Linked DNA regions of Homo sapiens: region 1 is linked to region 2. A link is a contact called in ENCODE Hi-C or POLR2A ChIA-PET data. All regions are on one chromosome and are shown on one strand. The core of a region is the stretch at or near the end of the contact, and the rest is flanking DNA. Distances in the headings are between cores, read along the strand shown. Region 1 overlaps TAAR1 (trace amine associated receptor 1). Region 2 has its middle 12 kb from the start of TAAR2.

The links. A loop is a pair of places that touch in the nucleus more often than their neighbours do. ChIA-PET counts read pairs that join two places held with the same protein, here RNA polymerase II (POLR2A). Pooled maps may share reads with other maps.
Region 1: a loop to region 2 is called in a map of PC-3, with 4 times the contacts of the local background. The contact joins two enhancer-like sites. A Hi-C loop is called at or near these places in 3 of 168 maps with a recorded cell type or tissue (Calu3, IMR-90 and PC-3), 4 of 37 single-sample maps with no recorded cell type and 4 of 50 pooled maps. POLR2A ChIA-PET finds 5 or more read pairs at or near these places in 2 of 52 experiments (OCI-LY7 and activated CD4-positive, alpha-beta T cell).

What each region holds. Positions count from the first base shown.
Region 1 is chr6:132,646,641-132,651,000 of GRCh38, forward strand. All of the region lies in intron 1 of TAAR1 (trace amine associated receptor 1), which reads right to left. Among named protein-coding and RNA genes, the nearest start is that of TAAR1, 10 kb to the right of the region's middle. Within about 2 kb of position 1,856, at least 2 of the 41 ENCODE cell types and tissues checked have a DNase peak (open chromatin) inside an H3K27ac peak, as active enhancers do.
Region 2 is chr6:132,610,442-132,614,271 of GRCh38, forward strand. It overlaps a transcript of TAAR5 not described here. Among named protein-coding and RNA genes, the nearest start is that of TAAR2, 12 kb to the right of the region's middle. Within about 2 kb of position 2,195, at least 2 of the 41 ENCODE cell types and tissues checked have a DNase peak (open chromatin) inside an H3K27ac peak, as active enhancers do.

The DNA.
Region 1 (4,360 bases), core at 606-3,105, 36 kb after region 2:
CTTACATATATTTATTTGCAGCTTGCAAAGTACTTCTACATATATTCCATGCATTATTTCAGTTACAGTTTTATTTGACATTTATAAGACCAACATCATTTTTTGTAAGGAAGACATGACATGCTTCATTAACCTCATTTTACTGGCAAGAAATTGAAGTTTAATTCACAAATCATTAAAGCTTGAATATGAGCTGTGGTCTCAATTACTAGTTCAGTTTCTTTGATATCAGTCCAGTCTTTCTCTCTATTGCAGAAAGAACCAACTTGAGGTCAATTTTTAAAAATTAAGCTTTAAATTTTCATATAAGAATTTATGATGTCTTAAATAATGGCACCTACTAGTGAAGAATGATATTGTGGTCCCACTTATTAAGGATTTTTGATATACAGACTAAAGTCTATGGTAAGAAGTGAAGTGGCATGGTGCAAAGAGCACTGAGGTGAGAGCCCAGGGAAGCTGAGTTTCCATGTGGGCCGTGGGCAAGGCACACAACCTTTTTAGTTTTTAAGTTCTGAAATCCAATAAATCTCACTTTATAAAACAGGTAAAAAAAATTATTATGAGTAGGCATCTTCTACTAGGCCTCCTCTTCTTGTACTTCACTGAAGAACCTCAAAGTTCCAGGGGACTCAGTTTGAAACTGTCCCTTTTGTTTCTATATGACCCTGTAATTCTGAGCTAAATTCTAGAACTTGGACTTACACACACACATACGCATGCACACACACACACACACACACACACACACACATATATAACACATACACAGACATGTACATATATATAAAGAGAAGAGGGGGGAGAGAGAGAGAAAGGAAGAAAGAAAAGAGAGAGAAAGAAAGGAAGAAGGAAGAAAGGAAGGGAGGGAGGGAGGAAAGGAGAGGAGGAGGGAAGGAAGGAAGAAAGAAAAAAGAAAGGAAGGAAGGAAGGAAGGAGAAAGGAAAGAAAGAAAGAGAAAGAAAAAAGAAAGAAAGAAAAAGGAAAGAAAGAAAGAAAGAAAGAAAGAAAGAAAGAAAGAAAGAAAGAAAGAAAGAAAGAAGAAAGAAAGGAAGGAAGGAAAGAAGGAAGGAAGGAGAAAGAGCTTGGGGAAGAGTACAAATTTCTGGCAATGAAGTCCTATAGTCTATCACTTTGGTAGGAAAATGCTAGAAAACAGCAACAATTCCTAGAATTCCAGGAGTCTGCCTTCCTTTTTATCTTTTTCCCTTCCCTCTGGGCTGATGGTTTAGAATGAGAGAAATGCAATATCTAGGTATGAAAATGTATATTTTAATAAATTTGGAACATTTTTCCCCTAATCTCCTTTGGTCTTCTATTCCCAGAAGGAAACATATTTATACCAAATAAATCTGTAAGATTTATTTAAAAAGACACACAGGCTCATTCCATGATAGAAGCTAAACAGCAAACAAAAACTGTTATTTAAACTAAGCAATATTTGAATTACGATTATGATTTCATTAAAACAATGATGGATTTCTTACTATGAAATTTAAGTTTGCATTTAACTAAACTCAATCAGTTAAGTTATATATTTTCTAGTTAGACTTTTCCTCCACTATTTCCCTCTCTTTTCCTTCTTTCTTTTACTTATTTGTTGACTTACTAAAGGAACCACACAACACTCAAAATCACTGTTCAGAAGTGTTTATTTATTCCTGACTCTTAAAAACATTTCTTCCTGATGTCATATTGAGTAGGGACTCTCAGTAGGAACTAGGGTTCAAAAAGAAGTAAGGGAAGGTGGAAATAAAGCAAAATACAAATTTCACTTTTAGAAGAGGAAATTCACAGAAGATGAAAACGCCATCTGGCAAATTCATAGGCCTTGTTTTTTGTGGCTCTGACCAAAATGACTCAGAGGTTACCGCAAGCTCATATTTGCACATACTGGTTTAAGAGACATCAAGCCTTAGGCACAGTATCTTAGAAATTGTTGATAGTATGAATGCCACATCTGTAGAATAATTTGTCTGCCCAACTTAAAGAATATTAAACATCATTGTATGAGTGCTTTTTGAAGTGTTATAAATTGTTTTTGAATAGATTTATTTGTTTAAGTGCTCTATGACAACATTGTGAGTTGAAAGCTTATCTAAGGACCTGGCAAAATAGTGTTTTTGTTTCTTTTCTTTCAGCTTTAAGAATTTACAAGCTAGAGATAATTATTATCTGTATATACAAAGTTTCCAGGTTGAATATACAATAGCAATATGGGAAGTTAACAAATTGCTGTTTGATTACCTAACTAAGTAAACAGTTCTGTGTAAATGATCTAATCATCTAATGTTTGAAAATGACATATGAATTAAAAATATGTTGATAGAACTTATAGTTTAAAATAGATCTGTCTAGCAAGGCAGGAAATCCCGGGCAGAGTGCCTCAACTTTCCAACAGAAGGTCATGAACACTAACCCTATCATAAGCTTTGTCCCGGATTCCATTAACCACCCATTCCTAATTGTTCAGAATTTCATCTCTATACTACTCTACTCATTTCCTAATCCAAACCAATTTCCCATTGTGGTATTACTCACAAAACCCTTCCAAGAGTGCCCTTGGGGACTCATGGTCTTTATTCCATTTCCTAAAATTCTTTTTTTAAATCTGCTTCCCACTCTTTGTTCTAACTAAAACTCTCTCTCCTCAGGATACCTTCTCCCCTGCAACCTTGTCAATGGCGGCTGTTTTCTTTCCTACATTCCTTGTACCTCTTCATATTATATGATCTGGAGAAAGAGTAAGTGTCCACTTACACTCATTGCCATTGAAGATCTTTCCACCCTAACCTCTAACCCCTTGCAAGCTTTGAAGTTCATGTCTTCATGCTATACCTCTGTATTAGTCCATTCTCACACTCCTACAAAGAACTGCCTGAGACTGGGTAATTTATAAAGGAAAGAGGTTTAATTGACTCACAGTTCCGCAGGGCTGGGAAGGCCTCAGGAAACTTACAGTCATGGTAGAAGGGGAAGTAAACACATTCCTCTTCACATGGTGGCAGCAAGGAGAAGTGCAGAGTGAAGTGGGGTAAAAGCCCCTTAGAAAACCATCAGATCTCATGAGAACTCACTCACTATCATGAGAACAGCATGGAGGTAGCTTCCCCCATCATTCAATTACCTCCCACCAGGTCCCTTCCATGACACGTGGGGATTATGAGAACTACAATTCAAGATGAGATTTGAGTGGGGACACAAACCATACCAACTTCCTCCTATTGCAGGCATGTACAGACTCCCAAGTCATCTCTCTGTACTTCTTGAAGATATGAGTTCCTGGCTTACTGTCACTGTCCGTAACGCTACTCCTGCTAAAGTTCTTAGCAATTTTATTGTCCACCTAAATGATCCTTCCAATAATGGACTCTTAGTTCATCGACCTCTATCTTTTAACAATCATAGACTCGCCTCCATCTCATCTCACCTTCCATGGTCATATCCCCGGATGTCATTATCAATGACAAGAGTCATCCAAATGATTGGTTTCAAGCTTCACATCCTGTCCTCCCAGCCCATGTGCTTCCTTTCCAACAATTTTTCACTAGTGCTTCCTTTCCAACAATTTTTCAACTCGAAGCCCTCAATTCATTTATTTTACACACCTTTCCACTGTCCTTCATTTACTCATGTCTACCTCTTTACTCAGTTTAGATTCCAGTATTTCCTGGCATTATCTTAAGCTCTCTCACATTAACATACTTTCCTGGCTAAATTTGAACACTGGTTAAATGCAGTTTTCCTCTCACTCCACTCTGGCACACTGAATGTGGCATAGAAAAACACACAATAGCCTTCTTTTAAATTCGTAACAAAAATGGACCATTACAATTGCTCAGGAATCCTACTCCATTTCCCTGTTACATTCATTCCTCTCCTCTCTGAGATGACTATTTCATGCCTTCTTGAATCTCAAATACTTATTCACATCCTTACTCTCACCTAATGACTTTGCATTCTGTTTCACTGAAAAAAGTGATGCAATCAGAAGAGAATGTCCACATCCCTCCAGCCTATACCTGTTTACATATTCAGCCCACTCCCTTATTGCTGCAAATTACTGTAAATGAATGGACTCTCTCCCATCACAGGCCTTTCCTCAGATGTGCCCCATACCCATCTCTTTATGCCTATTCCAAGATATACCCTCCAACTCTCTCTCCCCTGCATCTTCAGTGGTTCTCTTCCAAATACCTTCACTCTCAAATATGCAGTAATACTTTCCACCTTAAAAGAATTATTGAAGCTCACATCTTCTTTCATTTATCGACTACCCCTTTATCAGAAAGGAACCCTTTGAGTCATTTATACTCCCTGTCTCTAATTCCTCTAATCCTATCTCTTAAAATTCACTGTA
Region 2 (3,830 bases), core at 945-3,444:
TTTAGTTTGTGCTTTAGAATCCTAAGAAAGAGCACAGAAATAACCCCCAAGAAAGAGCAAAAACTGGCCCCTTCCTCATCTCAAGGTGCTAGAAGTTCCCTTCCTTTTTCTTGATTCTGTCATTCTTCCTGACCGACGGGGAAGAAAAGTCACCTCGTTGTGATAAAAGAACCTGAATTTTGCTGGTTAGAGACACTTCTTATTACCAAGTCACAGGAAGGTGTCTCCTTGCAAAGTCTTAGGAGGACCTTTTATAGAGCTGACTGTTCCATGTGACTCCCTTGTTTCTCTAGGTTAAAAGTTTACATCACTGACTTCCAAAGAGGAGGTAGCAAAAGAGCCTTGCGTTGAGAGTTCTCCTAGTCCAGCTTCTGCCATCAGCCAGCTGTGAGCCCTTGGTGATGGGAGGTGTGCAGGGCTAGATGAGCCTTGCAGGCTTTCCAGCTCTGAAAGTCTGTGAATCATTCGTAACAGAAAGTTGGTTCATATTAGATCATCTTCTTGTAAACAAATAGGAAACAGAAGAGCAGAGAAACAAGATGAAAGAAAAATAGGAAATAAAGTTTGGGACTCAATGCGGAGATTCTATGAATGGTACTTGCAGTCCTGGGACATGCCTGATCAATATTAGTTATCATTTAGCCATAAAAAAGAATGAAATCTTGTCATCTGCAACAGCATGAGTGGAACTGGAGGACAATATGTTAGTTGTAATAGCCAGGCATAGAAAGACAAATATCTCATGTTCTCACTTATTTAGGGAGCTAAAAAAAAGAAAAAAAAAAAAGCATTGAACTCATGGAGATAGGGAGCAGCATGATGGTTATCAGAGGCTGGAAAGGATAGTGGGGAGAGGGGGATAAGGAGGGAATGGTTAATAGGTACAAAAATACAGTTAGATAGAATGAATATGATCTAGTATTAAGTAGCACATTAGGGTGATTATAGTTGATAATAACTTATTGTATATTTTAAAATGACTAAAAGAGTAGAATTGGAATATTCCTAATGCAAAAAAATAATAAATGCTTGAGATGATGGATACTCCAGTTACTCTGGTTTGACCATTACACATTGTATGCCTGTATCAAAACATCACATGTACCCTATTAATATGTACAACTATTATGTATCCATAGTAATTTTAAAAATTTTTAAAGGAAAAGTTGATCGGGCTCAGGATAGGGTACCCCAAAATATGGCACCTTGGCATTTGAGGAAATAGCGGAAGCAAGTTTACTCTGGCCTTCTCCCACTTTTTCCCTGAAGCAGACCCTAAAAGAATGATCTGGTCTTCTCCTAAAATAGGTCATAAGACTCTCTTGTGTCCTATACTCAGGGGAAAAGAATGTCACACAGAAACATCAAGAAGAATTTGAACAAACAGGCCTTGTTAAGTTAGCCCCCAGTTTATTACTACTGTATCATATCCTTTTGTCATACTTTTGCATGACTGTTCAGAAAAATACACAGTTTTTAGAGTTTTGAGGCAGTATTCATTTTCGAAGTCTCCTGTGTCATGTAAAATTTATATTAAATAAATGTGTGTGCTTTTCTCTTGTTAAAAATTATATTGAGGATATGTTTCTCTCCATTATAGGTAGTCCTCCACTCATTGCCTCTCTTTATTCTTTGGTTTTCACCAAGGAAATGTTGTGAACATCTAGCCTGGGCCCCATTTGAGCACATTAGTGATAGCCTTAAGAAATAATTGTTGAATTTATATCTGTGTTAAAAAATATATTAACTCACCACCATGAGACAAGTAACTTGTCTATCCATCACCACTGGATTCTCAGTATCTAAGTTAAGGCTTCTAGTATACGCTAGAGATATATGTTTGAATGAATAAACATACACATAAATTGTAAATTATTACTGCTTTAAAAATATCTGTGTTGTTTCAATGAAAGCAACTAATTCAATGTGCTTAAAATGTCCCTATAAATGAATGGACTCGTTTCAGGAGCACACTTCATGAAAATTTCTTCTGGTATTGAATTGCTGATGGTATTCTTATAAAATAACCCCTCCCAAAGTAGCATTTAGACAGGAGGAGCTGAGAGATTTTGTGTAGATATAATTTACTGATCCTATAGCATGAGAAAACCAGAGATTCTGAGTCTGGGCAGAGATAGTGTTAGTAGAAGAAAACAAAAGTGGAAGTATTTCAGCTAAATGCAGTTGGGAGGTGCTGCTGCTAGTGGCATGACACCCCTCCGTGTCCCATTAAGGTGTGAAGATGGGGTTGTCTTGGCTCTTTTCAGTCCCATATGTAATGTTTGCACCTTATCTACCACTTAGAGGAGTTGGGGATTTTCTTCCAGTTAAAACTCACATACTCTCAAAGATAAAAGGAAATTTTCTGTTGCAGAATACAGACTTGCAGTTAAACTCATACAGTATTTAAGTCCATGAATACATACGCAGTTAATGATTACACAGGGGACTCTGCCACACCCTAGTTGCCCCTATGACCTTATTGATCACAGTCACGACATTTAAGCAACCTCACATGGGTCTTACATATAAGTAACTGTTCCATGTTTTAAGTATTGGGATGATTCTATAAGATGTTTCAACATGCGATCAAATCTTTCACTATGTGCAACTTCCTATACACATAAGGGAAAATTCATATACTTTCAGAACTGGAGAAGTCCATAAACGAAATATTTACAAAGATATATTATGTGATGCAGTTTCTAGCCTCATCGTTATCTTAACATTCCACAGTGGGGCATCTGTCTAGTAAGAACACAATGAGGCTCACAATAACCAGCTCTAACAAACTAACAATGTTCTTTTGGAAAACTGTATTCTAATTTCCAGATAACTGATTTGCAAATAAACTTTTACTGTTTCATAACCTGTTTATACGTTCAAAGTTGACATGCAGATCTTTGCGGCCATTAACATTGTTCCTGCCTTCCTCCCTGCTTTTCCTCATAAAAATTATGCTAGCTCCTTTAATTTTTTTATGGAGGCCAACAAAATTTTTATGTTATCTATTATGTTGAATCACATAGCCTCTATGGAATTCTCATTTTTTAAAGTTACAAATGTTCAAATATTAATAATTACAAATAATTTCCCACTGGGACCTTTTCCTTTTCCTCCTCAAGTTTTAGTTTTAAGCACTGACTAAGGTTGGCATATCTCCAGCCACATACATTTGGAAAAAGTCAGATTTGCAATGCAATATATCATGGAGTTAATACTTGTTGAAGAGAATCTTTGATTGTCTGGACACATTCATTTTAGTAGGAGGCAGAGATGACTTAATAGCAACACCAAGTTAGGAATCTAATTTTCACAGCCTTCCAGGATGAATACCATATAACTTGTAGTAGACTACAATCTGGTTCTGAGCATAGAGGCAAGCATTTGTACATGTGCTCTACATGGCACCAAATAAAAGTGACACTACTGCCATAAAATATGTTCTCCTCTTCTAGGATCCACCTATTTGGGCAAAGAACTTAACAATTGCCATTGCCACCTATGTATGTATGTACAAGCATATAAATAAATGTAAATTATAATTTCCTTTCAGTTTTCTTTGTTGGAAAAACAGATAAGAAAGATCAGCAAAGGAAGATATGAGCTATTAGTGTTCCACTTCTTCAATATATTAACTCAAATTACATGTACAAAGAAGCAGATTTTTAAAGGTTTCTCATTTGAACACAAATTTGGATAATGTCATAAATAATTCTCCTTTAAATTCTAACAGCCCTAGGGCTCTTGGAATTTAAGACTGAAATCTAAAATTATTGATACATAATGCCAAAGAGGAAAGTGCATTTTAGCATTGTTGAAATACCTAA